Regions from separate parts of the Mus musculus genome. Here region 1 is linked to region 2. A link is a loop called in an ENCODE intact Hi-C map of the cell type or tissue named here. Cell type or tissue: heart. All regions are shown on one strand. Each heading gives the region's core, and the rest is flanking DNA. Links, peaks and the distances in the headings are about the cores only.

Region 1 (16,331 bases), core at 4,605-12,604, 130 kb before region 2:
ACTCACAGGAATATGGGTAAGGGGTTACATACAGGAGCAGACAGCTACATCACCAAAGCCCACCCAAGCATGGGTGACAGCTCACAAAGCTGAGAAGCTGGAGCACAGTGCATAGCCTGCAGGCAGCTCAACAGGCTGGAGACTGTCCTTTTCAGGTGCCTCATGTGGATCCAACCTCTTACAGGCAGTTCAGCTGGTCATTGCCTCTTACAGGAGTGTTATCTAAGAGTGTCTCTCAGTATTCCTTACTACTTTATTTGTTTGGATATTGGGGAGACCCTAATGAATCTAGTCAGATTCAGGGACTTCCTGAAGCTTTTAATTTGCCAACTTCCTGAGCTTAACAAGTTGTCCTGCAGAGTGAGTGTTTCAGCTCCCTGTGTCTGAAGGAGATTCCTTCCAAAACTGAAGGTTTTATCTACAAGGAAACTGTTACACAACACCCTCGGCTACCGACTCCATCCCTACCAAAGAAATAGTTATCAGCTTCCATGCAGGTGGAGCAAGCCCCACATGGCCCTCACTTGTGGTACAATGCATATGATTAATCACTGCTTCCAGAGACACCTCATCCATCATCACCTCAAAGCACACAGGAGAAAGGGGTCAGGGTCGAGAAGCACTGGGCACCAAGAAGGACCGAGGCTCTAGGTCAGTGATAAGATGTGTTCAGAGAGTGGGGCTGAAGGAGGTGGGAGCTAAAGAGCATTAAGCATTCACCCTGGCCTCTCTGATTGGTAATTAAGTGACTCTTCTTCCTGCGACAGTAGTGCAAGCTCCCTAGGCATCTGTTAGTCCTTCGAAAACCACTACTGACAAAGTGAGCTTTGCCCTTGGTGCACAGATAATGAGACCAAGCTTGACAGGTGTGGCACGATTAGAAAATTTCTCCATGAAGCTCATTCTGGTAGCCATTCCGCAGTAAACAGACTCATTAGAACTTGCGGGTCCCTGGAGGCAAAGCATGTTTGACATTATTAATTGGCTTTTCTGTATAAGGAGTCAAATAGATGAAAAGGTTTATCAAGCTGAAATAATTAATTTTGCCTGAATTCGCTGACAGTTCATTTCTCCTGTAAAAGATCATTTTAAGGTTCCCTCTTCCTTTTTTTTTCTTTCTTTTTTTTTTTTGAATTTCAAAGTTCAAAAGACATAATAGTGGCAAAAGTGAAGCTTTTTAGTAAATTATAATTAAAGGGAATTTAATTAACTTAGACCTGGGGAAGGGGGAAAAAGGAATTGCTATCTGTGTCTATACAGCAGTCTAGATGGTTGAACGGAACATGACTTAATAATGCATTAATTTTAATCTAATCAAAGTATAATAAAAGAGGTAATTATATGTTTAAAAATTACCAGACTCAAATAGTGAGTTAAAAAAAAAAGAAAAGAGAAAGAAAAAACACTTGCTACTTCCTCAGCTTCCAGTTAGCGAAGTTCTAATTGTTGTTCTCAGAGTCTTGCTTATTTAAAGGTGGGAGGGGCCATGGGCAGGAGGTTAATTGAATAAATCATTGTAAGAACTCTTGTTAAAACCAGGATGAACTACAAAGTTTGCATTTCCTGACTGTAAAAGATCCTGCTTCCTTTTTTCTCTCTGTCTTTCTATGTCTCTAAAAATAGCAAATGATTCCCAGTGTTTCTTTCTATGTGTTCCCGAGTGTTCCCACGCCTACTCCTTGACAAAGCCCAATCTGGGTTTGCATGGGACTCTACAGAGTGTTCTCATCTTCTGTCTTCACCATTTCCATCTCCAGCCAGGCTCTTTGAAGTTCCTTGTGAGAGATTCTGGCCAGATATCCTGGGCATCTCTCCTTTGAGACTGGGGGATTGTTCCAAAGAACACCAGAGCCTCATTAAAAGCATTTATGAACAGGGATAGTTCACTGAATAAAGACTGAAGGCTGCAGAGATGGCTTAGTGGGCAAAAGCACTTGCCAAACAAATACGAGGAGCTCAGTTTAAATCTTCAGAACTCCTGTGGCAAGACTGGAGGTGGAGACAGGAAAATCGTTGGAAATTTGCTGGCCAGCTAATGTGAAGTGCAAAGCAGAAAAATACAGAGGCTCTGTCTCAAACGAGGAAGAAGGTGACAGCTGACATCTGAGGCTGTTCTTCAACCACTGCACTCATACCTTGGCATACACATACCCACATTCACATGCTGGAAGGTGTGGGTACACATGCTCACACTGGATCGTGCATGGGGGGACAGAGACAGAGACACATGGAGAGAAAGACAGGGAGAGACAGAAAGACAGAGACAGACAGACACAGAGAAAAATAGAGACAAAGATAGAGAGAGGCAAATTGAGTCTCTTCTGCCTTTTGCATTTTGTAAAGGACACAATATTCTACGACAACGAATAATCTTGTTATATAGATCCATCTATTAGTATTAAAGTTCCAAAAGTTTCCAAGCCTCCCTGTGGTGCTGCTTACTGGCTAATTCCCCATGACTTGCTCAGGCTGCTTTCTCCTAGAATCAAGGACCGCCTGCCCAGGGATGGCACTGTCCATGGTAGGCTAGACCTTCACCTGTCAATCATTAATCAAGGAAGTGCCATCAGACTTGCTGTCAGAGGGGCTTTCTCAAATGGGCTTCCTCTTCCCAGATGACTCTAGCTTGGGTCAAGTTAACAATGAAACAAAACAAAACAAAAACAAAAAACAATCAAGACCTAAGGTCTGGTTAGGGGAGCTGTGCAGAGTAGTGCTACAGTACTTGGTACTAAGTCCTGGTCCTGTTCTTTAGGGTAATCAGGTCCTTTATACACAGGATCAGATTAAGCATCCTTGAAGACCTCCTTGGTTGAAATGGGTCTCCTCACTCAAGTCCTAATGGCAATAAGTTCTTTCAGCTTCTGACAGACAGAAGGACGGACAGATAGATATATGTAGATAGATAGATGTGCATAGATAGGAATAGATAGATAGATAGATAGATAGATAGATAGATAGATAGATAGATAGATATAATTGATATATAGATATATCCATGTATGCGAGAGCAGTGCACAGATGTGCATAATCTCTATTCCAAAAATGCCCTGTGGCTATTGTTTTTCCCAATAAATTATATTTATCTGGGTCTCATATAGTCCAGGCTATGTAATTGTGGGTAACTTTGAATTTCTGACATTCTTACCTTCATCTCATGCGTGCTAGAATTATAGTTCTGCATTATCACATCCCATTTGTGTAGTGCTGGGTATCAAACCCAGGGATTTGTGCATGCTAAGCAAGCTCTCAACAGAAGGAGCTACATCTTCAGCCTCTTCTCCATCCTAAATAGGAAGCAGGAGTTTGACTCCGTAAGATTCATCATCATTGCCAGTCCAAGGAAACTCAGCAGGCAAAACCTCTCACTCTTGCTGCATTACTTTTGGAAAGCACAGGGTCATGTCCACCCTACACCAAAACAACTGCTGGCTCACACTTCGGAACAGAGAGGCCGGCCATGAACCTGGGCGGCTTCATTCACAGGTTGGTGATTAAAGCTGATTGTCAATTTGATTATATTTAGAATCATCTAGAAAACAAGCCTTTGTAAGGCACTTTTCAGATTGGGCTAATTAGGTACAATGACCCTCCTAAATGTGAGCAGGCAGTATTCTGTGTGGTCTAGAGAGTGGTCCACAATAGTCATCCCTTCAGTCTTGAACAAGAGAGTTTGAGCATTTGGCAGGCAAAAGTAAGATGAGTAGGGGCTAACAGACAGAGAGAAACATGTTAGATGGCAAAACATCATCGAAGCAGGTGCTTACGAAATCCAGCAGAAGCCCAATTGAGAGAGCAGACAAAGGTGCTCATCGAGGGCTTACAAACATCCAACAGAAATTAGCCAGGGAAACCTGGTTCAGAAAGACAGCTGATGAGGATCATGGCAAAGTATCCCCATTGAGCAAGGCTCTGAAGAGGACAAACTGCCGCAGAAAGGGGACCAGTCATCACACTATTGGGATCTGGTGATCTTCCAGCAGAAACCGACTGGGGGAGTTGAGGCAGTTGAGGCAGCTGGAGTCCTGGTTGAGCTTTCTTTCCTGGCTGAGGCCTGAGCTCAGCATCTCTCCCCAGCCCCAGGCACTTTTATATCATAGGGTAAGCACGAACATCTTCCTTTGCTTTCTGAACTCTTAGCCATCTGCAATTTTCTTTTCCTTTTGTTATAGAGTTAGGAAGCCGCCCTGCTCTCAGACAGGGAGTTTTAGAGGAGATGGGGCAAGTGTTTCCTTACTTCCAGAGTCACTTCCAACAAGCTTAAGCAGCAAAAAGCCAATTTCCCATTGAATAGTAAGGAGACTGTGAGCTAAGCACAGCATTCCAGCTCTCTGCTTTCTGACTGGAGATGGGTGCCGTGTAAGCAGCTGCCCCATCCTCCTGCCATCTTTCCTTCCCCACCATAATGGACTCTACTCTTGAACAGTAAACCAAATAAACCCTCCCCCTTAAGCTGCTTTTGTTAGGTGTTCTGTCACAGAAACAATAAAAGTGATGGGTCCATACATGGTATCACGATCCTCAAACAAACTGGTGAAATTATCCCCGTGTGGAAGATGAGAACCAAAGACTCAGAAAGGCAGAGAAAGTCGCCGAAGGTCACACGCACATAGGTTTGGGAGCCCGGCTGCCTGACCTCCAAACCTGCGTCATTTGCACCAGAAAAGAGAAATTCAAAAAAGTAACAGATATCAAATTCCCAAACCATAAATACTTGTAACATTTACCAGAGAGTTAACATTTGGGGTAAGAAATGTCAGAACCCAAAAAGCAAATATCTCCTCCCTTGCACAGAGGAACGCTTGAAAAGATATATTTAAAAAAAAAATCTGGGGAAACTTGAGAGCTTCAGTCAAACACCACCCAAACTTATTGTTCCTCGTCTGTTCCACTGCCTCCTTGCGTTAGCCCCTTGATTAACTATATATTAATGTCCAGGGGCCATCCTGAGTCAAGGGCGGGCACGGCCTGACTAGAGCAGAATAGAGAGGAGGCTCTCTCTGCAGAGAGACTCAGGCCCAGGGCCATCATCATTCAACAGCATTTTTTCTTCTGAAGTCAATACGTTGCTCCCTCTCAAACATGCTTAAAGAAAACACACATTGATTTATTCGCAATTCTGAGCTACTTATCACATGCTAATGACCGCTGTGTGGAAAAACACAGTCTGAAAAAAAATCCCCTGTGCAGAGCATAGTCACTTTGCCCAGGGAGCAGAGGAAACAGCTAAGTCCCCTTGCCGTTCCCCCTCCTCTCCCCCAAACCATCCCCCCCGCACCCCCCCCCCCGCCCGCCTGCCTGCCTGCCTGCCCAATCCTGTAATTCACCAAGACTTAGCCACTTAGAAGAGGATGTGTGTGTGAGTGTGGTCATTTCCAAAGACTCCAGAGAGAGCACACATCCACCCACACCCCTGCACCCCCTTTCATTCATTAACCCCCCAGGGGCCAAGACTAATTAGATCAGCTTGCTCATTTTGAGCTGATAATTGATTTAAATAGGTTGCTCATTTGAAATAGAAGAAAAGGCTGCTAAACATTTGGTGGTTGGGTCTTTTTTTTCTTCTTCTTTCCCTGCAACTTTCAATTGCTTGTGCAATGTAGCATAAAATGTCGAGGTCTCTCTTTTCTTTTCTGTCTCTTTCTTTTTAAAGGGTCCATAAAATTAATTACAATAAGGAGGCAAGCAGCAGGGGCAGGGGGTTAACTGATGACTCTAATGAGCAGCCCCAGCTTTGCTCATGCTGGTTGCTAGCTGCAAGGGGCTGGGGCTTCAAGAAACTCTGCAAAAGCCTTCCTACAGATTCAGTCTGCATGGCAACCAGAGTAGCTTCTCCGAGCTTCCAACAAAAGGTTCCTGCCTTTCCAGTGGTCGGGATGCTCCAGAATTGTCCTCTTACCATTAAAAACAAAAATACTCTTAAGACACCATTTTATGATACCCCACACCCCACGTCCCCCCTCATTTCATATACTTTTGGAGAGATCGGAACTTTAAGGAAACAGCTTGACCCTACTCTGAGTTCTGAAGACTTTCTTTGCTCAAAGGGTCTTTCATGACTGGTCCTGCACCAGATGGGTGGATTTCAAGTGTGGACCCCAAAGTTTAGACTGGCTCTTTTTTGGAAAATAAATGGTCCCATGAGTTTATGCGGCTTCACTGACTGGATCCATTTGAGCACAATGAAAAGGTCTTTTGTCTGCAGCCTGGAGGGCAAGGGATGGGTAGCATTTGTGACTTGCTCTACAAACAGTTCTTGCAGGAATTTACTGTGCCCATAGTTGGGAGCCGAGAGCAGTTGCAAAATCATTAAAAATAAATACAATTATTGGAAGTTGAAAAATCAACCCCCCACCCCCGCCCAAGCACATGCCAGGTGTATCCCACAAACAAAACTTGCCAGGGAAGCAGGTGGGAGATTGAGTGTGATGGACAGACCTGGGTTTTCATCTACATGTAGTCCTTCCTGGTGCAGATTAAGTCACTTACCCCTTTGTAAGCTTGATTTCCTTGCCTGCTAAAGGCAGACGATGAGGTCCGTTTGGAGGTCTATGATAAGAGTCGCATCATGTAACAACCCAGCAATTCTGCACAGCTTTGTGTTCTCACAATGGGAAGGCATAGGTCCTTGCACATAGTACAGTGGCTTTAACGCACACTCAAGAATTACAGAATACAGAGCCCGGGGAGGTGGCTCTGTCCCTAAAATGCTTGGTGTACACATGAGGACCTGAATTTGAATCTCTACCCCCTGAGTAAAAGGCTGGGTACATGGCTATGATGTCATTGCTGGAGAAGTGAAGATAGGGAGGTCTCTGGACCCTGCTTGGAGGCTAGCCTTGCCAAGTATGTGGGGTCTGGGCCAATGAGAGGCTGCCTGAAAGAGCAAGGTGAACAACATTCCTGTAACACCTAAGGGACACACACACACACACACACACACACACACACACACTCACAGGAAATGCAGTGAAAATCCTTTTTTAAAGGGGGGGAAGGAGATGCATTCTTTTTTGAGGATATGGCCACTGGTAGGCTTCCCATGCTCGAGGGGATGCCCCCACCCACACACATATGGCCAGCACTAACTGGACTCAGTTATCAAAAAGAGAGAGAAGATATGAAATTGGGAGGGGTGTGATGGGGGAGTTGGAGAGGGAAATGTGGGGCGGATCATATTTCATCGAACATCCGCATGAAAGCCTCAAGAATTATTTCAAAATTTTTAAAATGTTTTAAATGGATTTTTTTTTTACTGCACATGGACAGACCCTTTTCAATGCTCCCTGAACAGTACAGTGTAGTGAACGTCCACTGGCATTCACACTGCTACAATTAACCTGGGCATGAGTGAAATTGCAGACACTCGTGGGTTCTGTATACCCTTTTGGACAAGGTTTTGAGCATCTGCACACTTGGGTGGGATCTCACAAATAATAAAGGGAGAACACTGGACCTATGATACAAAATACATTTCTAGATCACCAAAAAAGGCCTTTTGTCCTGGATTTTTTTTTAATTTGAACTTTTTGAGAATTCCATGCATGCATTATATTTACATCATCTCCACCCACATTCCCTTTCTTAAGACTTTTGCTGTTGTTGTTCTTTATTTGTGTGGTATCTGTGTGCATGTGCATGCAGGCACCCATGGAAGTCAGAAGAGGGCATTGGGTTCCCTGGTGGAACTGAACTCAGTTCCTCTGCAAGAGCAAAAAGCATTTGCTGCCTAAAACTGCTTATTATATTTAACAGAGAGGCCAGCAGTTTCTTGTTGCATCTGGGCCTTACAAATTTGTCTCATCCGTCCTGATTTGCCCACCCTCTCCTCCATACACTAAAGCTGTGAGGCCGCTCTTCAGAAACAGAGAAGCGAGGTCCTGTCCATGCCGGAGGCACAATGCGTTCATATGTACAAATCACATTCACTCTGCTCGCCAATAAATTCCAACGGCACTGTAGCCCTCCCAGTTCCTGTAGGCCCGGGCCTGCTCACCAAGGAAAAACTGTGAAAGAGTGCATGCTAGTGGGCGAAGGTCAGAATCGCAGCTACTACTTCCTACCCCAAGCAGAACACTGGCCTTTCAGGTGGATGACAGAGACCCCACCCAGGAGTTGACAACAGGCTCTTTTAATTCAGCATTCATGTGGCACAACGTTCTTGGCCTTAATGACATAGGAGTTTAGGTCCAGGTAATCTTTTTCAAACCAACCAGTTGTGAAATATATTGAGAAAACACTGCCAATTTCCAATCCTCTGGACTGAACACCGAAGGTAAATAATAATGAATATTTATGGGACACCTGATTGCCTAAATGAGTTCCCTAAGGTATGAATAATTGAATGTGCATATGCTAATTAATTGGGAAAAGCCAGTAGGTAACTCCTTTTTATTTGCATTAGCCTCATTTTGTTTCATTTCTTACAAGTATTACTGCTCTCAGTTATTTCCTATGCTTCAGTGAGGTTGAGTGTCATTGAGAGAATTCTTAATAGACACCGTGATTCTTAATTTCAGTGACTGCATAAGCAATGGCAGAGTATGAAGGGGTATTCTTAGAATATAGTTTCTTTGCTTTGCCTAACAATAAAAGCTGTGATTCATTGGTACTTCCTGTCAGCTGTCTTTGTGGGTGTGTGGAGTGAGTGGGTAGAGTGTGTGTGTGTGGGGGGGGGGTATGTATGTATGTATATGAGTGTCTGTTTATTCACGCATACACATATAGAAGTCTTCTTCTTTCACTCTCCCCCTTATGTTTTGGGGCAAGGTGTGTCTCTAAATTTGGAGTTCATTGATTGACTATTCTAGCTGAGCAGCAGGCTCCACTAGTCTCCATCCCCTGCCCAGTAGTAGGGTTACAGGCATGAACCATAATGCCTGGCCTTTGAGGTAGGTGCTGGGGATCCTGATGCTCATGTGGCAAGCAATTAGCTTACTGGGCCATCCCTGAAACCCCAAACATCTTTCACCTGCATCTTCTGTGTTAAATCCTCAGCAACATTTTAAGAAAGAGATGCTAAGACTACAGTTCTTTTCTTGGACGGGAGCTAGACTCCTGGGTCAGAAAGCCACCCCTGGAGCTGTGAGCTGTGAGCACTGATGCATAGATTTATGGTTCTTCCTGTTTAAAACTTGTCTTTCCAGGGGCTGGAGAGATGGCTCCGTGGTTAAGAGGGCTTGCTGCTCTCTCAGAGGACCCAATTTCTGTTCCCAGCACCCACATCAAGCAGTACACAGGTAATTCATGATCACTGTAAGCCCAGTTCCAGGCGAGCCAACTCTGTCTTCTGGAATTTATTTGAGAATTTTCTTTTAAAAGTTGTCTTTCTAGAATAAGCTCCCAATCTTTTACCTCAGGTACAATGTCTGAAGAGCGTCGCCTTTCTCTAATCATGATCAATGTGGTCCAACTTGGTGTTGGAGACAGGGTCTCTTGTGACCTGGATCTCATGGATTCAGCTAACCTAGCTGGCCAGTGAGCCTGGGATCCTTCAGCACTGAGATTATAGATGTAAACTGCTATTGCAGGCCTTTGCTGTGAGTTTCAGGGGCTGGAACTCTGGCCATGCTTGCAGGCTATTTCAGACTACAGTAATGCAGCTTTACCCTCCTCCAAATTTAGTGACTTCAACCAGCACTGATCATTTTGATTCTGAAACTTTATCAGGGCTCAGCAGAGAGCTAATATCTGGGGTTTGCTGAGCTCAGCTGGATGTGCAACGGTTCTTAGCTGAAGTTCGTCTAAGGTGCATAAGGCATTTCTTCCAACTTGTCTCTCCAGCGAGCCCATCACCGCTCAGGGGCTTGATCCGAGATTCTTTGCGTGGCCCCAGAACTTGAGAGCAGAAGCTACATTGCCTTCTAGCCACTTTACTGTGGAATGAATTGCATCGTTTCCATGACGAAAAGCAACGTGGAGAAATGAGGGTTCACTGTATCTTATCAGCTAGAGTCTGTCACCCAGGGAAGCCACGGCAGGAACCGGCAGGCAGGAACTGAAGCAAAGACCGCTGCTGACTGGCTTGTTTCCTCTGTTCTGCTTAGCTTGCTTTCTTAATCCAACATTGGCTACCAGCCCTGGGATGGCACCACCACAGGGGGAAGAGCCCTCCCACGTAACCGTCCATCAAGAATGCACCCCTATAGGTCTGCCAGTGTGATGGAGGCAATTCCTCAGGTTGGAGTCTATCCAAGTGTGGGTGGTTGTGAGAATGGCTCTGATAGGTTCATATAGTTACATGCTGGGCTTTGAGATTTCGAGAGCCAACGCCAGGCTAACCCCCAATGTCTCTCCCTTCCTGCGGTCTGAAGATCTGGGTGTAGAACTCTCAGCTATCTCTCCATTACCATGTCTGCCTGGATGCTGGCCATGCTTCCCACCATGATGATAATTGACTAAACCCCTGTGATTGTAAGCCAGCCCCCTCCCAATTAAATACCTTCTTTTTGAAGAGGTGTATGGTCCTGGTGTAGCTCTATGTGTCCAAGTTAGTTCTAAGCTCATCTTAGACCAAAGGGAAGGGAAACCCACTCCAGGAGAATAATGTATGACTAAGGAGATTCCTTGTTGGCAGTCTGTGAAAATGATCTATCAAATTATATGCTCGGGTGACAAAATCCAGAATAGTAACATGAATTTCATTCCTGACCTGAATCTAATATTTATTGTGGATGAAAAATGAAATCCTTTGGTTCTAAAGAACAAATTAATTTTGAGAGACAAACTTAGCATTATCAGGTTCTGTTCTCCATTAGCTGCGAGAATTCTTGTAGCCGGTGATTTGTAGATTGATTTATGACCTGTATCCTAGACATAATCAGCGGACGACCAATTTGTTTATTACATGCAAATCGCCTAGGTGAGACTATTAAAGACAAGGTTGGGCTGATATTAAGTGTAATTTGAGGCAAACCAAGAAGGATTAGGGGGCTTTCTGATGGATTGAGGCAGAGAGCTGAAAGTCGGCGCTGAGACAGATCGCTGTGTTCAGCAGGATATTTTGAACCAAGAGTTGTTAGTAAATACAGATACAGAACTGGTTAAAAAACATGATCATGAGCAGACCAATCTGGCAAATTCTTCTAGAAGACTAAGGCAGCTGTTTGCCCACTGGACATTGTTGAAATGAAAGGCAATGCAAAGGAGCAGAGTTTTACCAGGGACTGAGGATCACTGGTGATGGGTAATCTGCCGATTGTTCCGTGTGCGTGTACATGTATATGTATGTGTGTGTGTGTGTACATGTATACACATATGTTTGTCCGTGTATATGTGTATGCAAGTGTGTGAGTGTGATTTTTTTTAAATGTTTCTTTTGTCTGGGTTAATTATGAGCTGCCCAACTGGACCCAAACAGGAGCAGCGAGTGCTTTTAACCCCTGAGCCATTTGTCCATTTCCACCAGCCATTTTGGAGGACAGCCCATGAACCCCAGGCTGCCCTGAAACTCACTGTGAAGCCCAGAACAACCCTGAACTTCCCATCTTCCTGCCTACACCTCCTGAGTGTGAGGATTGCAGACAAGCCACAAGCACCAGTGCACCTGAGCTCACGCAGTACCAGGGAGGAAGTCCAGGGCTTTGTGCGTGCTAGGCAAGCATTCTGACAGAGCCCCTGCCCCAGCTAATGTCTGAGTTCCGCTGAGACATACCTGTAGGACACCATGGCAATAAGGGACATGCTTCAGCCTGTAAGTCCCTGACATGAAGGGTATGAAATCCTTTAGAAGAGGATTTCAGGGATCCTTATTAATCAAGGTCCATTTGTATCTAATTACACCCTGACTAACTATCAGAGCTGACTTCTAGGCCATTTGCTTTCCGGTCTAAACAAGAATTTCTCTGTGTCAGTAGCTTTAAGCCGTCACCAAGGAGGCTCGTTGGCAGGGTTACCAGTGTACCTTTGCCACGGCCCCTCTCCTCAGGTCTCTTCTTGTGTCTCACCTATGAGACTCATTAGCTATAGAAAACCAAGACATCTGCTGCCGAGTGAACAAATGTCTTTGTGTGCAGGCTGCCTTTGAGCGCAGCTTTGTCTTCTGGCTTTCCTGTAGCAATGGATCCACTGGACGAAGTCGCTGGTCGAAGCTTTCTGCAACTTCCCCCAGGTGATCCTTGCATGGTGATCTTGGCTCCACAGTTAACTGCACTCTTTGCTTCTCTTATTTTTGTGACGAGTGCCAGGAACAATCAGATTAAGGAAGGAAGAGTTTATTTTGCCTCACATTCTTCGGACACACTCCGCCATGGCAGGAAAGGCGTGGTGGCAAGAAGGTGAAGAGGCTGGTCACATGGCACCCACAATCAGGAAACAGAGAGGGATCCGTGTCAATGCTGAGATTTCTTTTTCTTCTTTATGCATGCTTTTATTTGTGATATGCATGTGGATAGGTCTCTCTTGTGGGACATAAGTTCAGGTGCTCACAGGCCAGAGGTGTCAGATGCCCTCCGGAAGCTAGAGTTACAGGAAGATGTGAGCTGCTCAACATGGGCTCTGGAACCTGAACTCTGGTCCTCTGCAAGAGCAACACATACTCTTAACCGATGAGGCGTCTCTCCATCCTGCTTTCTCCTTTCTAGTCATTCTGGGATCCAAGCCCATTGTGTGGCACTGCCAACAGTTAGGGTGGGTCTTCTCACTTCAGTTAACCCTCTTGAAAATCTTCTTCACACACACATGCTCAAAGATTTGTCTCCTGGGTGATTCTAGACCCTGTTGAGTTGGCAATCAATGTGAACCAGCACAATTCCACCCCTCATCAATTCTACACTCTAAACGATCCCCTTTGAGTCATCATTTTCCAATTCTTGTTCCCATAGGCTTGGGACCATCTCATAATACAAAATACAATCAGTTCAAGTTCAGAGGTCTTCATAGTATTTAATATTAACCTAACCTATAAATCAGAAGATATTAGAGGGGTCTGGAAATAAGGTCTCTCTTTGTCATATGCAAGACCTGCCTTAGTCTGTAAGATAAAGTATCATTTGGCATTATTATTAAGGAGGGTAGCCTAAGCTGACATCAGCCTCCCGAATTCTGGAATCACAAGCATCACTATCAAATCTGGCCAAACATGTTCTTTTTCCTTTAAAATAATTATCATATAGTAATTCCAAATGCTTTTCATTTATGCATATAATTCATTTTAATCATTTGATCATGTTGTTGTCTCCTGTTTCCTCTCCTGACTCCTGACAACCCCCTCCTCTTCTCAAATTGTCTCCTTTCCACTTTCTTTTTTCTTTTTTTCTTTTATTTTTTATATTATTTTATTTTTATTTACTGTGCATGTGCATACATGCCTACATATGTGTATGCTACATGTGTATGTGTGTGTGCATGTATGTTGGGGTATGCTGTGTGTGTGCATGTGTGCATTGTGTGCATTGTGTGCTTGTATTGGGGATGTACTTCATGTGTATGTGCATTTATATGTGTATGCATGTATGTGAGGGGTGTCCCAGTGAGTTTAATTAGAGCTAATTACAGAAACATGGGTGGGGATTAATTACTGGTGTATAGACAATTTACCAGTGGTTACACTACTGAAGACATGGGTTCACATCATGAAGATGTGAAAACATGGGTTTATTAAGAGAAAAATAGTACTGTAGTGTCAAGCTGCACTAATCTCAAATGCTGGTGTTCCCTTTACACTCAGCACGTATGCTTCCTCTCAAGTAGGGACGATGGGATGAGACAATGTGCTACAAAGACTGGAGGAAGCAGCCTCGCAGAGCAGTGCAAACACTGCTTCTGATTATTTTGTTTCTATTCTTTACTATGTGTGTCACTGGAATCTGGAAACCAACAAATCCACCCCCCAGGTCAAGTGTCCTGAGATGTATTTTAAAGGTGGGGGCACTGGAGAGATGGTTCCAAAGATAAAACACCCGCTGCTCAAACATTGTCATTAAACTCAGATCCCCATAGAACATACAAGTGCCAGGTGGGCATGGTATCCTACCTGCAATCCCTGTGTGCCGAAGATGCTCAGAAGAGGGAGACAGGATCTCTGGAGCAAGCTTTCTAGCTAGACTACCTGAGTCTGAAGGCTCCGAGTTCAAAGGAGAGATCCTGATTCAATGAGTAAGGTGGAGAGAGCTCAGGAAAAATACCAGATGCCAACTTAGGACCTCAAAACCCATGTACACAAGCAAACATGCACACACCATATCTACATAGGCATACACATATACATAGATAAGAAAGGGCCAGCCTGGGGGTGTAGTTCAGTCAACACAATGCTTTCTTAGCATCCACAAGGTCCTGGCTTCAATCCCCAACACCACATAACCCTGAGGGTAGCACACACCTGCTACCCCAGTGCTAGGGATGTGGCAGCAGATGAATGACAAACTGAAGCTCCATCTTGGATACATCATAAGTTGTAAACCAGACTGAGCTATGAGAGTGATTCTCTCACACAAATAAAGCAAAACCCCACAGATGAAAACCAAAATGATGCCATAATTTCCACTTAATCAAGAGCTGGTTTTCTTGATTCTTTCAGCAGAGAGGAGGTGGCATCTCCAGAGGCAAGACTCCTGGAGTGTGGGTCCTACTGCTCTGCCCAGCACAGTGCCCCTGCAGAGCTGCAGGCAAGAATGGACTGGCCAATAACAATCTGCCAGGTTAGGAAGTGGAGCTTCATCGCCCTCCTGCGAAGCTCTGCTCTATGTGCTCGCACCCAGCACTCACAACTGTCAAGAAGGCTCCTCTGGAAAGGAGAACACAATTTCACCTTGGCAGAATAAGGCGTCAACATTCCAGGCAGCTAGCTAGAGATGGGGAGCCAGCTACGCTCAGAGCTTGATTTTGCATGGCGTCAGTTGAAGGGACTCTCCAAGCTTCAACCAGCAGGCTTTGTCTTTTCTTATTTCTCCTTTTGCCCCACGACTTGACACTTTACCAAGTTCAGTCTATAGCCGTGGCAGTATCATTTCTAGACAAATAGAGCAGCTTGGTCTCCGGGGCTAATTAGACCATCACAACCTCGCATTCTGGAGTTTGGCATGGGGACCACTGTCAAGCTGGTCTTGTTCTGCTCTGACATTGTCTTAGCCTGCTCTCTCTCCTCCGCTGGAGTCTTCTTTCTACACACACACACACACACACACACACACACACACACACACTATTCCTCCGTTTTCTGTTTCCTAGTACATTTGCCAAAGTTTAACTTGAGATCAGTGGTGTTGGTAGGTATAAAGATGAAATGAGAGTTGTCAACTTTTGGACGATCTTGGTCTGATGCTGGAGCCCAAGGAAAGAGGAAAGTGCAGTGCAGCCACAAATCCAAGCAGAGTTCACTAAAGTATACACTACATTCAGTAGCTTAGGGTGCTTAAAATAAAATACTATCAGCTGAGGCACTGGAACACTTCCTTACAAATACCACAGCTTTAATGATTTAAAATTACATTTGTTTTCTCCATGGATATTACATGTAAGTAATATGTAAGTACCACGGCAATGTAACCTTTATCAGTTAATTTAGTGTTTGTAAAATGTATGAAGCTTTATTCATTGTGTGTGTGTGTGTCTGTGTGTCTGTGTCTGTGTGTCTGTGTGTGTGTACATGCAGTGACAGCATGTCAGAGGACAGCCTGCAGGAATTCTCTCCTTCTAGTCTACGGGACCTGGGAAATGAACTCAGGTCCTCAGACTTGTCAGCAGATACCTTTGCCTACAGGGCAATCTGCACAGTCCCAGTATGGAATGTTTTTAGTAATATGACCAAAATATTTAACACATACTAGGAATTCTAGAGGAAGTGAAAATGAACACGCAGGAAAGAAAATGAAAGTCACTGAAGGAACAAAAAGAAGTTTCTGGAACACATGGAAGAGTAAAGATAAAAAAAGGTAATTACAGAACAGTTCTAAAATCTTTTTAAAGATGTATCTTTAATTCCTTTAATTATTTCATGTGTATGGGTGTTTTGTCTGCATGCGGGTCTGTGCATCACATGCCTACATGTCCTGAGGTAGCCAGAATTGCCTAGAACTGGGAGTTACAAATGGCTGTGACCTACCATGTAGGTGCTGGGAATCAAATCTGGGTCCCCTGGAAAAACAGCTAAGTGCTTTTAAGTGCTGAGCCATCTCTCCATTCCCTAGTTTAAAAGTTCTGATAACGTAATGACAGTTAACTTTGTCAACTAGATGCAACCTAGAATCACCTAAGTCAAGGGTTTTAATAAAGGATTGTCTTTCTTTGGATTGGCCTGTGGGCATGTCTGTTTGTGTTGTATACATGGGGGTGGGGTGGGCTGGGTCTTAATTAGATTGGCAGACTAAAGTCACTGTGGGCAGAACCATTCC
Region 2 (16,331 bases), core at 4,559-12,558:
GGAACCCTTCCCACTTCCATCTACTAGGGAGTATAAACAGCTCTGTTTCTGTTACCGTAGACCCATACCACCAAGGTTTTCCTACTCAGTTGCCATGGCCCCCTTGACAAGGTGTTCTCTATTCCAAGATGGCAAGTGGATGATCATGTTTTTATCCCCAGAGGGGAAACAGGAAGAAATCAGGCCCTCGGGCTGCTGTACCTGGAGTGCAGGCTCTATGCGACATTGGGTCTCCCATACCAATGCCTCATATAGGAGAGCTTTAGAGAATTCTCACCACTGTGAGCTGTCATGAGAAAGAAGTTCAATCGTCACACTGTCACAGGAGCAGAGTGAAGTCTGGTGGCTTCCATTAGATACCAGATACAGTTCTTTCTTGGGCATAGTGCCGACTTCATTGGCTTCTATGATTTTCAAGTGTAAAACCTTTAAGGAATGAGAGTTTCCTAAAATTTCTTCAGGATCCAGAAGACTATGCACTTATTGTTCTCAGTCAACATTGTTGGCAGCTTGCCTGTTTTATGTGTGTGTGAGGGTAAAGGGGTAGTTGTGGGTGCGTGAATGTGTAGATACGTTCCTGTGTATGCAAGTGAGAAGGACAGAAATAATAAACTCAACTGTGGTATCTAAGGTACTGTCCACCTTATTTTATATTCATTGAGTGTGTGTGTGTGTGTGTGTGTGTGTGTGTGTGTGTTTGTGTGTGTGTGTGTGTGTGTGTGTATATGTGTGTGTGCAGACATACATTCCTGAGACATATGCAGAGGCCAGGAGAGGATATGGGTGTCTTTTTGTATGACTTTCTACATATTCCCTCGAGACAAGGTTTTCTCACTGAAACTAAAGTTATCCTTGCATGGAGCAAGCCTCTGTCTGCACAATTCACAGCTCTGGGGCTGCCAAGTCACGTACAGCCAGGTTCAGCTTTTTATGTGGGTGCTGGAGTTTTAAATTCCATTTTTATCTGCTGAACCATCTCCCCAGACCCTACCTTGCTTTTAAGACAGACTTTCATTGGTCAGGGGCTCTCCAAGTAGACTAGGCTAGCTGACTAGCAGTCCTCAAGGGGATTACAAAGGTACATCACCATATCCGTCTTTTTTTTACGTGGGTTCTGGCCTAGGGATTTGAACTCAGATCTTCATGGTTGCAAGGCAAGTGCTTTTCTGACTGAGTGATCTCCCCTGACTCATTTATTCTTAAATTTAATGCTGTAGCCTTCTATTTCATATGGAAGGGCACAGAGAGCTGTAGTGACTCAGAGCTTTCTGTAATGAGATAGAATCTTAAACTACACAAGGAACAGTGGTTAAAGACAGAGGCACCTTGTCTGGCAAGCCTTGGGGGACTTCTTCAGGATTTAGAAAGTATGGCGTTGGACACATGGGTTTGAATTTGAACTCAGCCATTGAGTTGGGGACATTCTCGGTAAAGTAGCGTGACAACATCCACGAGGTTGAGGTGATTCAAAATGAATTTAATGTAAGGCAGGCATTGACATGTAGAGATCCTCTGTAGACAGAAATGATTATTACGGTTATACATGAATGGATAAACTCCCTGGATTATGCATTTTTCTTTGACAATCCCGTGGATCAAATGGGAGTGGACTGGATGAAGCTTTCAAAATATTAATAAAGTTCAATGCAAACAAAGTTGTTAAGAACCAGACTAAAGGCTGGAGAGATGGCTCAGTGTTTATGAGAGCACACTGCTGTCGCAGCAGATCTGAGTTCAGTTCCCAGTACCCTAGGCTGGCAGTTTATCAGTGCTGGTAACTCCGTCCCCAGAAATCAATCCCCTCTGGGCTCCGTGGGCCTCTCTATACTTCCATGAACACACACACACACACACACACACACACACACACACACACACACACACACACACACTCAGATACATACTCATAAATTAAAAAGATGAAAGTTTACCAAAAATGTAAGAATCAGACTAAAAATAACCTGCCAGATGTAAATATTGATTCTGTTGATTCAGGCGAAGCAGACAGGGACTATAAGAAGCTTGGGCTGGGAAGCTGGTTCAGTTAGTAACGCGTTTGCAGTGCAAGCATTGAGATCTGAGTTAGATTCCCAGGACTCAGGTCAAAAGCTGAAGAGGACGATGCCCACGTTGAATTCGAATGCCAGGTAGATTCCTGTATTCCTTTGCTGTAAAGGGACACCGTTACCATGGCAACTCTTATACAAGAAAGTATTTAAGTGGAGCTTGATTACAGCTTCAGAGGTGGCAGAGAGGGTGGCAGTGCACAGGCAGATGTGGTATCTGAAACTTCTACATCCAGTTTGGAAAGCGGCAGGAAGACAGCGACACTGGGCCTTGCTTGAGCTCTTGAAACCCCAAAGCTCACGCCCTGGGACACAACTCCTCCAACAAGACCAGGTCTACTCCAACAAGACCACACCTTTTAATCCCTGTCATGCAACTCACTCCCTAATGAACAGCATTCAAATGTATAAGCCCACGGGGAGTCATCCTATTCAAACCACCACAGGGTATGTAGAGGTGAACGTGTGTGTGCACTTGCATGTAGAAGCCAGACAACAACCTTGTGTGTCATGGCTCGGGTGCCATCCACCTTTTCTTTGAGACAGTCTCTGGCTGGCCTGGAATGCACCAAGTAGGTTGTCCAGGAAACCCCCGGGGCTTTCTCTTTCTCTGCCTCCCCGGTGCTAGGATTACCAACACATGACTCTACCTGGCTTTTCCCACATGGATCTGAAGATCAAACTTAACTCCTCACTCTTGTAAAGCCACCTCCCAGCTCCTAGCTTTTGAAGTCCAGCAGAGGTTCAGCTGCAAGGCCAAGTGTCCATTTATTTGACAAAGAAAGGGCCTATGCTGTAAGAAATCTCATCCGTATAGAGTCTGTGTTTCTGTGTCATCATGAGGACCAGACAGTCTGTGGGAAATACTGCATTCAAAACATTAAATAATATTTAAGTTCTTACATCGTTCTCTAGTTATCCTAATCACCTTTGTCTGCCTATTGGCTCATAGCTCTGGATCCTCTGGCCATCAGCCTGTGATGGTTAATCCCAGTTTTCAACCTGAGATCGACTGGGCAAGCGTGCCTGTGAGATTATCTTGATTATGTTAATTGAAGCAGGAAGACCCACCAACTGTGGGTGTCACCATTCCCTGGCAGGGGTTCCTGAGCTGCGTACAGTGAGCAGCTGCATACATTCATTCCTCTTTGCTTCCTGATTGTGGGCCTGATGTGACCAGCTGCTTAAAGCTCCCGTTGCTTTGGTGTGATGGACTGTGAGCCAGAAGAAACCTTTTCTCCCATAGGTCACTTTTGGGAGAGTAGTCCCTGAGCTGGTTTGCAACAGCACTCAACATATTACGTCTTTACCACAGCCATAGCACCAAGATGTCAGGATCCAAGTCTTCTCTGGTGTGATACTATTTCTGGGAAGACATTAACAAGTAACTGCTCAACCCAGATAAAGACCAAAATAATGATACACTCAAGGTCTAACTTGGTGAGTCAATGAATTTGTTGGGTTTATGGAGTATGCATGAATCATGACTTATAGGACATGAGTGACTCAAAGGCAGCTGCATTGCTGAAAGGCCACCTCCACATTGATGATCACTCAGAAAAGCTGGAGACCTGGAGCTCTCTGCATGAGCTCCAAGCAAGTGGATAGGTGAGGCACCTCTTTCAGACAGCTCAGCTGCTCTCTGTCTTCTCATCAGCCCTTCCTGCTTATATAAGCTTGGAAGGAAAGTGCCTTGTGCATCCAATCACTTTCAGGGACTTCCTGAGACTCCTGAGTTGTTTCTTGTGTCTTAATAAGTTTCCTTTAGAATACCCAGAGTCTTACTGAGTTATGAGAGAAAATACTACATGAGAGCTTTATAATCCCACATGTGGCCATCTAAAATATCCCCATGTCTGTTACCTCAAGGCACCATATCTTAGCTGTCTCTTCTTTCATTCCTACCTTGGTCTCCTTGGTTTGCTGACTCTACTGTACTTCCAGAATCTCTCTTCTATGTTTCATCAAAATCTGAGATACCCTTTATAACATGGTTGTGGCCCACTTGGTGGCCATGCACCTTTGTCAGAGTCCCTTCCCGTGACCTCAGAACACATGTCCACACACTTCTGATATCAACCCCCTTGCCTCTCACAGACACTTCCAAGACAGATATTCTCTGTGTGCAGAGAATCCAGTGGTTTAGATGTGTCCAATCAATAGTCCAGAGACCATGCGCATCCCATGATAGTAACCTACCCAAAATGATAAATTGAATTTAAAAATGATGAGAGTTCTTTGTGATTTATTTTTTATAACTTGATTCTGTAGTTCTCCAGGGTGAACTTTGTAGATGACAGTGTTGTCTCACAAACTCCAAGAGGTAGACATGTCTGCAGCTGAAGACAGAATTGTGTACTTTGGTTCTTTCCAGGAGGTCACTGAGAAAGTCCCCATGCCTCAGTTTCCCCAACTGTGACCACATGACAAAGCCCATTTTCCTCATTTCACATGACTACTTGTATTCACTTACAAGGTAGTAGTGTCATGCTGATCTTCTTGAGTGTGTGTACATGTGTGTCTTTTAATACATTTATTTTTTATTTATTTGTTTCATGTGTGATCTGTGTGCCTATGAGTGGATATGATCATATGTGTGAGTGTGGCACACATGTGAGAGTCAGAAGAGAACTCTAGGCATCAGTACTCAAGGTCTACCACTTTGGGAGCAGGGTCTCTTTATCATCCATCACCAGGTAGGCTAGGCTAGCTCCTTCTGACCCCAGCTATCTGGATTCTCCCTTCTCCATCTCCCAACTCACCTTGGAGGTACTGGGATTAGAGTTTGCACCATGATCAGCTTTTTAAAACTCTGGGCTCTGGGGATCCAAGGTCACATAGGCAAGTGCTATACCTACTGAACCATCTCCCTAGACAGGCCATGTTTTGTTCTTAAGCAAACTATGTACAAAGACCTGGGAAATGCTGTTTGGAAGAGAAAGACCCTAGAACTCCCTTAGTTTAGAATTCATTGCCAGCCCAAGGGAGAAAGAAAGGGTAAGTCAGCCAGAGGGAGGAAGAGAGAGAGGGAGGGAGGGGGATGGGAGGAAGGGGAGGGAGGAAAAACACTGTGTGTGTGTGTGTGTGTGTGTGTGTGTGTGTGAGAGAGAGAGAGAGAGAGAGAGAGAGAGAGAGAGAGAGAGAGAGAGAATTTCTCTCCCCAATCAGAAAGCAAACAAACATCTATGGTAACAGATGTCGATGACCCTGATTATTCCAAGGTGCTTAGCATTTAGGTTTCTCAAGTAGTCTCCCTCCCCCCTCCCTCCTCCCCCTCCCTCCTCCCCCTCCCCTCCTTTCTTTCTCTCTCTCTCTCTCTCTCTCTCTCTCTCTCTCTCTCTCTCTCTCTCCCCCTCCCTCCCTCTCTCCCTCTGCCTCTCCCTCTCCTTCCTATTCCCTCTCCCTTTCCCCTTCTCCCACTCCCTCTCTCTCCCACTCTGTCTCATTCCTCCTACTCCAGTTCAACTGGCTCCCAGAGTAGAGGCTTGAAAAGAAAACACCCTCTTTGCGATGTGGTTCCTTCTCTCTCCTCTGCCAATGCCCACACCAGGCCACCCACCACACCCACAGGCTCCTGAGCTCTACTTGCTTCTCTCTGAACACAGAGAACAGGAGAGCGAACACTTTCATCCTTTGCCCCAGGTCCCTCTGAGCTTTTTGTTTCTATGGGAAATCACATTCAAGGTCAATGTCTCCCAAAGTAAACTTCTGAGCCCACCCAAGACTTTATCTGAATACTAAAACGGGGATGCCTTTGTTCTCTCTAAACTTACTCCGAGATGGCTAAAAATGAATTAATGATATCACACCTTCAGGGGTTTGAGGATTTTTTTTTCCGGGGAGGGGAGTTGGTGAGATCCGGAAGAGTCCTCATCTCTTTTCTCAAATAAAGGGAGAAGATGAGCGGCTAAGGACAGGGAGAAGAAGGTCTGTCCAGTTCTCTCTAAAGTAGACCCTGCGGAGAACAGGCCTGTGATTCTGGGATTAAAAGTTGTCTGCCGAAACTGTAAGGGCCATGTATATGCAAGCAGTTAGGAGTTATTACAGGGCCCCAAATAGGAAACCGTTCGCTTGATCTTTCTCTTCAATCCTATTAGGGGACCCCTGTAGCTCGAGAGAGATACCAGCCTGTCATGTCCCGGTTGCTGTGACGACCCTGTCTTTATAGAACAAGAAAGGGAGACGGTAGTGATTGGCAGACCTTGCTTGCCCCCGTATGTACAACAAAGGGCGACAAAACGAAGAGGAAGTGAGGCCCTTCTGGGCTTCTTAACCCGACCCCACCTTCCACCTGGCCATCTCGCCCCCCTCCCCTCCTCCGGAAAGGACAGCACCACCGCCTGTGTACAGATGTCAAAAGATCATTAATCGTGGGGTGGTGGTGGGTGTTTCTAATTGCAAGGGATACATTTTTTTAAAAAGTCTGTCTACCATCAAGTTCATTTAGCTAAAGCGATGTGGTGGGGACTTGAAGCAATGAAGGGGGTGCCTAAGGCGTTGCCCTGCGGGTGACTACCACACAGGGCCCTGTTGGTGTAAGGTTTGGGAAACCGGGAACCTTGGGGGGGGGGTGCGGTGGCCTAGCCTGAAAGTCCCACCATCTGGTGCCACAGTACAACTCGCCAGTCATAAATAACAGCCTGTCTTTTCACGTTTTCTCTGTGTCCTCCCCCCTCAGAGTCCCTCTAAAGGGGCTGCAAAATGGAAGATGGAGTTGGGGTTCAATTTCCCCTGCCGTCTGCGCGGGAAGGAGAAGGCGCGTCCAGGGGCGGGCACCAGGGGAGGGGACCACGAAGCCTGAAGAGTGGCAACGACAAAGGCCGCGGAGTTCTAGGGCCCTGCTTTTCTCCGCGAGCCACCCAGCCCCAGCCGGAGCCTTGGATTGCAAAAGAAAACCCGAATGAGCTCTGCCGAGGTGGCATTTTCGTCTCTTTCTGTCCCTTTCCCTAAAGCCGGCAGCCCTGCGGGGACGCGTCTCGTGTTAGAACTGCGCGGTACGCGGGCAAGGGGTGCTGCCGGGCGTCCCTGGAACCTGGAGCTCGAGGATCCTGGCTCCCAGTCTGTGGACACAATTGCCTCTTTTAGGTTTGCAAGGCTCCCGGGCTCTGCGCGCACACTCACTGCTGCCAAAACATTTCTCAAAGGTCCCCAAATAAAATCAAACCCGAGTAGTGGCCGAGGCCCGGGATTGCCCAGATAATGCACAGGGGAACAGAAGTGAAATCTGTTCTTTGGGGAGTCATGGGCAATAAAAGCAAAGCCGAGTTTAAAAAAAAATATTTTTTTCCCTTTTCTTTTGGAGGAATCGAAGGAGGAAAAAAGACCAAAAAAAAAAATGTTAAAGACGAAAGTTTAGAAAGAAAGAAAGAAAGAAAGAAAGAAAGAAAGAAAGAAAGAAAGAAAGAAAGAAAGATAATGAAATAGGAAATGAAGACCCACCCTGCAGCATAGCTGCAAAGTAAGAAAGTAACAACGTTTAACTTTGACGTGTGTCCCACTTAAAATAAAACTCTTTTATCTCCCTGAGAGCCGAGATCCCCAAACCTTGTTTGGACTCGGACAGAGAGAAAGAGGTGGTAAATAGGCGAATTTTGTTTCCCTACGGGTGCTGTGAGCACGATCTATCCAGGATCGTCAGACAAAGCCGGTGCCATGAAGCGGGTAACTTTTCCAGGTGAGACTAGAAACTCGGTTTAAACTCCAGGGCACTCCATGAAACCGGCCAAGAAAAAGTTGCTGAAGAAAACCCACCCATCCTTCCAGCAAAGCCCCCCCCCCTTCCATTCCCACCCCGGATTCCTCTCTCAAATGAATTACAATCCACTCTCTTCCGTGCCAAGTCCATCGGCTTCATAACCAAGCCCCCAAGATTTTAAGAAATAAACTTGAGGTTCGGAATTGAGAGGAACTGGAGTGTGGTTCTTTCAGCCAGACTTCAGTGTTCTTGGTTCTCTTCCCACCAGGCGTGATGAAGCAAAATATTTTAACTACAACTTACAAGCTTGTTTTTTATTTCATTTTCCCCTCTTTCTATACATTTTCTTTCCTTAGGAGAAACAGATCAAGGAAGACTAATTACAAGGCATGGCGAGAAGTCAAATGAAAAAGGATCCCATCAACGCAGAAAGTAAATTAATTTTTTAGAAGATAGGTTTTAGTTTGTAAGAAGAATACATTGTATTTAGTAACATTTGTTAAGATTTAGTTCAATCTTCAGGTTGGAATATGAGGGCTAAGCCTGAGGTCACTTTCTTAGTTGGAATTTCCTTAGAAATTCTAATTTGAAAACATCCTTGGGATCTTTGGTTTGCTTTATTTATAAGAAGCTTTGGGAGTATTTTTTAAAAGATATTATCATTTTGTTTTTGTTTTTTTTTTAAACAGACCTTTTAGCTTTAAACCACGGCTTTCAACTAGAATGTAAAAAATGCTTTTTGTTTGGTTGGTTTTGGGTGTTTGAGTTTTGTTTTTTACTGTGCTTTAGTTAGTCGGACCTTTAATTAAATTTTTTTAATTAAAAAAAAAAAAAAACCCTTTCTTCTTGATGACTATCCAGTCCCTAAAATATTCGAGAATGTTGGGGAAAATGTCCACTAACACAGGCATCTGACCAGCTACTTCAGGCAGAGCTTGATTCAGGGGCTACCCTCACCGGACCAAGGAAGCAGATTTTGTTATTCTGGTTGGCATTAACGGTGGTGGCTTGGGGGGTTGGGGTGGGGTCTCTCCTTTTGTGTCTATGAGCTCACTGTCACATCCCTCGCTCTCTCTATTAACATTTAATTTTCTTTTGGAAAATACAGAAGAAAGCTCCACAGCGTCTGGTCCTAGATGTTCTAAAGACGTCCAAATACCTAAATATCATGAGTATTTTCAAAATAAAACGCAATGTGTGCCTTACAACTTCTTTATTTTTTGATGTTTATTAGAACCGTCAACATTAGCCATTTCTGAATATGGTGGTTCTTGAACACACGAAGCGGCTGCTTAAGTTTCTTACACAAAATCCTGGAAATTGTCCTCCACAAATCTTTATCCAGCGCTTCTTCGGCTCTTTGACTCTCATCAGAAGAGGCGCGCTATAAAAACGTGGACGATTGCAACCTGAGAATGATTTATTTTTTACAAAGACGAACCTTTTCGGGCCATTCGTTTATTTTTAAATAGAGAACGGGCTTGGGTGGGTTTTTTTCTTTCTTTCTTTTTTTGGGGTGTGTGTGTGGGGGGGGGGAGGTTGTTTTCTTTCTCTCTGTTTTACTAGGCTCACAGGGCCAGGCGCAAGAAAAGAAAGCCTCGCTGCTGCTGCTTCTTTGCAGTTTCAACGGTGAATTCGCGCCACCTTCTGGTAGCTTGGAGGACAAAAACACCCGACTGGTTCCATAAAAGAATTCTTTTATTCACAATTGTGTCCGGTTGGTATCTGTAGGCGGAGCGTCCCTCTGCTTCTCTGAAAACTCCTGGCAGATTCCCTACAGCCTGGTTTTTATAAAGATGCTTTAAACTAGGAAACCAGTTTTTTTTTCCTTTATCTTGTCTTTGAAAGAGCTCTCTGAAATGAAAGCTGCATCTTTACATGATAGTTTACTGAACCGTCTCTGCCTGGTATATGGTTGGACTTCAGTAAAGGATGCGTGTAGTAGACTCCGCTATCCCACATGCGCAGTCCTCCGGGGAATGCTTGCAAACAAAATGGAGCCTATAACTGTAGCAGCAGAGAAACAAACGCCTTTCCTTCTTGGGTTCATAAGACCCCCATTGCCCACAATTAATCACAATGACATGTTGTATTCAAGCTCTTTGGTGAAGTCGGCTAGGTTCACATACATCTGGTTTTTCATAGATTTCAATCCATTCTGCAATACGGACTTCATGATATTAAACTTGTTGGTACAGCTCTTGGGTCTCCAAAATTAGCAGTTCAAAAATTTTTAAAAAAAGTTATCAGTTCAAGCCACTTTGGTGGCTCAAGACTTTAACACAGGCATAGTGAGGTCAAGGCTAGCCTGGTCTACATAGTGAGACCCTGTCTTCAAAGGGCCAACAAAATGAAACAAGTTAGCAGTGTGAAAAGAGGCAATTCTTCTGGTGAGAATTACCACAAAGATGGAAGTTGATACTTAGACCCTCAAGCCAAGCTCATTTTAAAAATCGAATGGGTGGCACAGAGCATGTGGCTGGGTTGGCCCTCATCTAGTTTGCACTATGTTCTGGGCTCTGTCCTCAGCACTGCATGAACCGAAACTCCAGCACTGGGGAGGTGGAGGCAGGAGGGTCGCTCAAGGTCATTCCTGTGCATAGCTCAAGGTCATTCCTGTGCATAGCTCAAGGTCATTCCTGTGCATAGCTAATTCCAGGCCATCCAGGAACTACATGAGATAGAGTTTCAAGGGAGGGAAAAAATGTATTCAACCAAAACACATAGGCATATATAGCCTACGTCTTCCTTCCAGAAAGTTCTTTCATCCAAGGAATAAATGTACTCTGTACTGCCATTTAAAGACTCTGTGGAAACATGGGGATGGGAAGACTGTGCCACAAATAAAGTATTGAAAGCTACGCAAAGATAAAGACTCCATGATTCACCCTGAGATTCTACATTTTTAAAAATTTCAGTCACAGCAGCATGCTTGTGATCTCAAGGACCCGCACCCTAGCTGTCCTCTACCTCCCATATGCAGTCACACATACATGTACCTGCACACAATGTGCATGTTTGTCTGTGAACACACACACACACACACACAAAACACACTCTAAGAGGAGTGAAAAAACTAACACTTTGCTGCAGTCTTGACGGGGCTCCAAATGTTTTTGTCAGCAAAGCTGTGCACAGAAAGATGGGTGCTATAATTGGGCTATCTCAGTGCAATCATTTTCTCCATTAGTCATTCATTATTTACGAGAACCATCCAAGTCCCAGTGCATGCCAGACCTGTGAAGTTAAAATAGCCCTGCAGACAGCCATGGGTGGGCTACGCAGCACACGGCAGTATCTACGCCTGACTTAGCAGGGGCCTCTCCAGAAGAATCATGCTGAAGGCATCTGTCCAGACAGGGCAGGTGACTACTTGCATGACATGAAGACAACCCCAACAAGAGAGACCAATAATTATTTTGTCATCAGCGTAATCTCAAAAATCTTTACTGCCAATGCAAGAAGGTTTTGAAGAAAGCTTCGATGAAGACTACATACATAGTTTCTTGAAGCATATTCAAGACCAGGACGCAAAGGATGGAGAAGAACACTTAAAAAAAAAGACAAGGCTGGGCTGGGAAGGTGATTTAGTGAATAAAGGATTTGCTGCCTAAGTGTGAGGAACCTGAGGTCTGATTCCCCCACCCCAGACACCGTAGCATGTATCTGTAATCAGACCACTTGTATGGGGAGATAGGGCATGGAAACAGGAGGTTTCTCAGGAGCTCATAAGCCAGTTAGCCTAATGGATAGAGCAGTGAACAACAAGGGAGTTTGCCTCAGACCAGATGGAAGAGGATCCACATCAAATGTATCCTTCAGCCTACACACATGTGCTACTGTGCACAAACACCTACACTCCTACACATGAACATGCATATGTATAGGTGTATGTGTATGTAGACACACACATGCACAAAAAGTCAATGTTGGGTAGATTTCAGTCATCAAATTAAGTGTGTGTGTGTGTGTGTGTGTGTGTGTGTGTGTGTGTGTGTGTGTACTTGTGAACCAATATGCTGGGAGCAGAACACATAGGTTAGGAAGGAATTTAACAAAATAATTCTAATCACTTACAAGAACAATGTGTTGAAGGTAGCCAAAATATGTGTGGGGAAAGTAGTAAAACCTGACTTAATCATTTGTTTCATACAACAACATGTGTAATAGGGTCACATGACAATCAGACCGAAATAAAAACCAGACAAAGGACACGGAAAGAGTTTTGTGTATTTACAAAAATTCAGTAAGGTAAAGTCAAATTAATGGTAGAAATTGCCAAATTTTATGGAGAGTTTTTTTGCTTTGTTGTTTTGTGAGTACATTAATTATTTATTCCAGAGTAGCATGTACACAACACACATGTGGAAGTCTCAAAACAACTTTCAGGAGTCAATTCTCTCTTTTCTCGTGGGTTCCAGGAACTGAATTCAAACCGTCAGAGCCGGTGGCAAGCAACTTCACCCACTGAGATATCTCCGTGGACTCTGATGTCCAAAGTTAGTAGAGAGTGTATATTGTGCAACTGTCAAAAAGGATACTCATCTTAATGAAAAATAAATTTCATGTTGCTAAAGGTTTACAAATAAAGACTAAATGTAGAAAGACACCCAAAGGGCACAAACTGGCATCTCCTAGCAAAGAAAACATATACTTCAAGAAATACTGAAATGGACTTCAGGAGGGGTAAGGAGGCTGACTCTGTTGATAAAGTGCCAACTGTGAAACCGTGAGGACCTGAATTTGGATTCTCAGAACCCATGGGTGGTTTTTGTGTTTGTTTTGTTTTGTTTTTAAGCAAGGTGTAATAGCGTATAGTCTCAAATCTGGGGACACAGAGACTGTCAGATCCCTAAAGCTCACCAGCCAATCTAGCCAATCCAGGGAGATACAAGGTCTCAAACAGTAAGACTCAGAGTGGTTAAGGAACACACACAACACCAACCTTTGATCTCCACACATGTGTGCATACACACACACTCACACACACACACGTGTTCTACATGTGTGTGAACACAGATGAAGATGTGTACACATTCATATTCAACACACTAGCAGCACACCAACTAGAAGATATTGAGGTTCCGTTTCCTATCTAATAATGCACACATACTATTCTAGATACTGTAACTTGATTCAACTGACAAAAATCTTAGAAGTCTCTTCACATCGAGTGTTGGAGAAGATGTGGGACCGCCAATCTGTGAACAAAGCTTCTAGAAAGAAAAGAGTCACCACAGAAAATGGGTTGGCATTTAAATCCTATACAACTTGACAACTCGGCTCTGGTTTATAACTAAGGAAAATCTTTTACAGGTAAATAAGACAAAACGTTTGTGAGTATTCAGAATGATGGTGGGCATGATAGTGGGGCTAAGGCCAGGAATGAGGAGTGTATGAAAAGATGTAGAATACGGCACAACTTAGCATGTGCAGCAGGTAGCCAAGATGAACAGAGTATGCTATCATTCAATGGAGTAGATCACAGGCAGTATGGTCCTTGTCATGATAATAAAATGGCTTGGGAGAGGTTAAGTGGGTCTAGTGCCTGCTGCACAAGTATAGGTCCAGCGTCTGAAGTCCAGAATCCATATAAAACCAGGGTCAGTAGAGGATGTCTGTAATTTTAGAGCTCCTATTATGAGACAGGAGGCAGAGAACCCCCAGAAAGCCATAAGGCCAGCCAGCCTGCTATATGTAGAGGGACACACACACACACACACACACACACACACACACACACACACATTACACATAGACAAAGATAGAAAAATTATACAAGCAATTAAAAACATTAAAACATTTCAATGAGGTCACATTTCGTAGGAAAGCATGTAGATAAGGTGGAAGTATAGAAAGAGAGGGTAAGGGCAGGATTCGAAATAGTTTCTCAAGGGATGTGGGGCAGGAGGATTTGATCAAAGACATTACTCAAGGTCCTAATTACTGTGTCATCGGTGCTTTTACAGATGTCTATTACTCTTGTGAAAGCTAAGAGAGCGCTACACAGAAAAGGACCATTGATGCAGCCATGATGAGAGTCTGTCACAGGTGAACAGGTCTCTGCACCCAAGATCCAGTCAGAATTAAAGGGAACATAACCTACAGATCTGCAGCACTTTCTTCTGGGGAAGGCTCCTACAGACAGCACATTGATAAGAACAGTTTGAGGGGATAACTCAATCAGTAAAATGCTTGCTCTGCCACCACAGGGACCGGAAATCAACCTCTAGAAACATACAAAAATGCCTGACACAGCAGCATGTGCTTGTAGCCCCAGCACCAGAGTCATAGGGACAGGAGGACCCTCCCACCTCTGGGTGGTGGGGGGAGGTGTGGCCAGCCAGGCAGCTTTGCCAAACCAGTGAGCTCTAGGGCAGTGTCTCAAACCCAAGAAAGGAATATAGGTAAGGCATGGAAATATACATGTATATACATACATATACACACACAGATAGGTATATACACACATGCACCTAAACATGCATGGATATATACTAACACATAATACATGCATACATACATACATACATACATACATACATACATACATACATACATAGTATGTACATACTCATGCATACACATGGAGAACAAAAGCTTCCATAAGAAGCTGCACCTTCCACACCTCCCACTGACCCTTCTACAAGGCCGATTAACCGATGAGAACTTCAGTGATGTTGGACTGGGTGGGATCTTGCAGCTCCAGATTAATCACAATTATCTTGGTTTGACTTCAGCTGCCCTAGCAACCATTCCTTTCCTACCTCTCTTTTCGAACTAGCATCTTTACTTCTAGCAGGTAAAACATTTTAGAAATGTATTAAATTAACATACTACTAGCTTCCACCAAACAAAAAGCTGAGAGTGTCGATCAGACAGCAGCCCCTGAGTCCTGTAGTTAAGAATTTTCCTCTTTGCTTGAATCTGTGCACCTCTTCTTTCCACCAAAGTATTTGAATGTGCTGTAGGCTGCGCCTTTCTTTGTCCTGTTATTAAAAAGGCTTCATCAAACTGTGACCATGCTGGAACAAAGACTTAAGATAACCTGAGTTTGTGTTTCCTGATCATGATCACCCATATTTGGCTTCAAAATAAACTCTTATTCCCTTACGGTGAGAGTTGTGTTTTTGTAATGACAATACACACATATATACACACATATGCATGCATATATATCCATCTATACACACATACACAAGTAACCAATAAATACATAGAAAATTTGTTCTAAGAAACAAGAATTCAGACAGCCATGAAAGGAAATAAGTTACTTGGTGGATGTGGCATCTGCAAGACTTTTCAGGAAGGTTTCTTCCAGCAGGTCAGCCGCACCCCCTGCACCGTTCTGGCCTTGGTCATAAATGCAGTGACAACAGCAGCAACCATCACATCTATTGAGCTTTTACCATGTGCCATGTCTGGCTATGCTCCCCACATACCTATAATAACCCAGGAGCTAGCAACTAGTCTGAGCCACAGTGTCCACAAGAGGAGACCTTCCACGTGCTTGTGAAAAGTTCCTAAGATTTACGTACGAGCTGCACCAGCTGCATCCTGCGGCTGTTGCTCAGACACATCAAAGAGACTGACATCTGTCACGAATAGCGAATCCTTCTGTACTTTGGACAGAGGGTTCTGAAAGTGTAGGAAGATAAGGAAGTCCATGGTTGTCAGTTCCATTTCTAGGGAAATATAAAAAGAAAATGGGGGCTGGAGAGATGACTCAGCAGTTAAGAGCACTGACTGCTCTTCTGAAGGTCCTGAGTTCAAATCCCTGCAACCACATGGTGGCTCACAACCATCCATAATGAGAGATCTGATGCCCTCTCCTGGTGTGTCTGAAGACAGCTACAGTGTACTTAGATATAATAGATCTTTAAACCGGAGCAAGCAAGGTCGACCAGAGCGAGCAGAGGTCCTGAATTCAAATTCCCAGCAACTACATGATGGCTCACAACCATCAATACAGCTACTATGTACTCATATACGTTAAATAAATAAATAAATAAATAAACAAATAAATCTTTTTTTTTAAGAATGAAAGTGGATAAGGAGGAATGCCAAACATAATTGCAAGAACATTCATTATGGCACTTTCTGAAGTAAAATTATGAAAACTCATGTGTTCAATTGAGAAGTGGTAGTTGGATAAACTGCAGATAGGTAGATACATAGGTACACAGATACATAAACACATAGATAGTTTTGTGGTTGTGGATTGGTGATAGACTGGATAGATAGATAGATAGATAGATAGATAGATAGATAGATAGATAGATAGATAGATAGACAGACAGACAGATAGATAGATAGATTAATAGACCAATAGATTAATAGATAGTTTTGTGGCTTTTGCTTGATGGTAGAGTGCTTATCTAACATTCTCAAAGCCTTGAGATTGATTACCAGTACCACATCACAAACAAACACAACAGATTTATATGCAGCTTAAGAAGAAACTTAAAGACCATGCACTCCTAACCAGTTCCCTCAAGACACAAAACCTTTCCAACATCACAATGATTTGCAAAACTTTTGTAAATACTTTCTCACACTTCTCCCTTTCC

What was found. A loop is a pair of places that touch in the nucleus more often than their neighbours do. Peaks named below come from ENCODE experiments on the same cell type or tissue, not always from the same donor. Only the 100,000 strongest peaks of a DNase experiment are listed, where the experiment ranks them.
Region 1: it touches region 2 in a loop (2.3-fold over the local background); 4 of 42 quality-filtered maps call a loop at or near these places.

The regions. Positions count from the first base shown.
Region 1 is chr1:121,045,913-121,062,243 of GRCm38, forward strand. No RefSeq gene overlaps it. Among named protein-coding and RNA genes, the nearest start is that of Celrr, 33 kb to the right of the region's middle. In heart, for the core only: a CTCF peak has its summit at 8,032; no DNase peak of the experiment used is centred there; H3K27me3 peaks cover 365 bases.
Region 2 is chr1:121,171,108-121,187,438 of GRCm38, forward strand. No RefSeq gene overlaps it. Among named protein-coding and RNA genes, the nearest start is that of Gm46155, 31 kb to the left of the region's middle. In heart, for the core only: a CTCF peak has its summit at 9,422 (motif pointing left); a DNase peak (open chromatin) is centred at 9,404; H3K4me3 peaks cover 827 bases; H3K27me3 peaks cover 4,782 bases.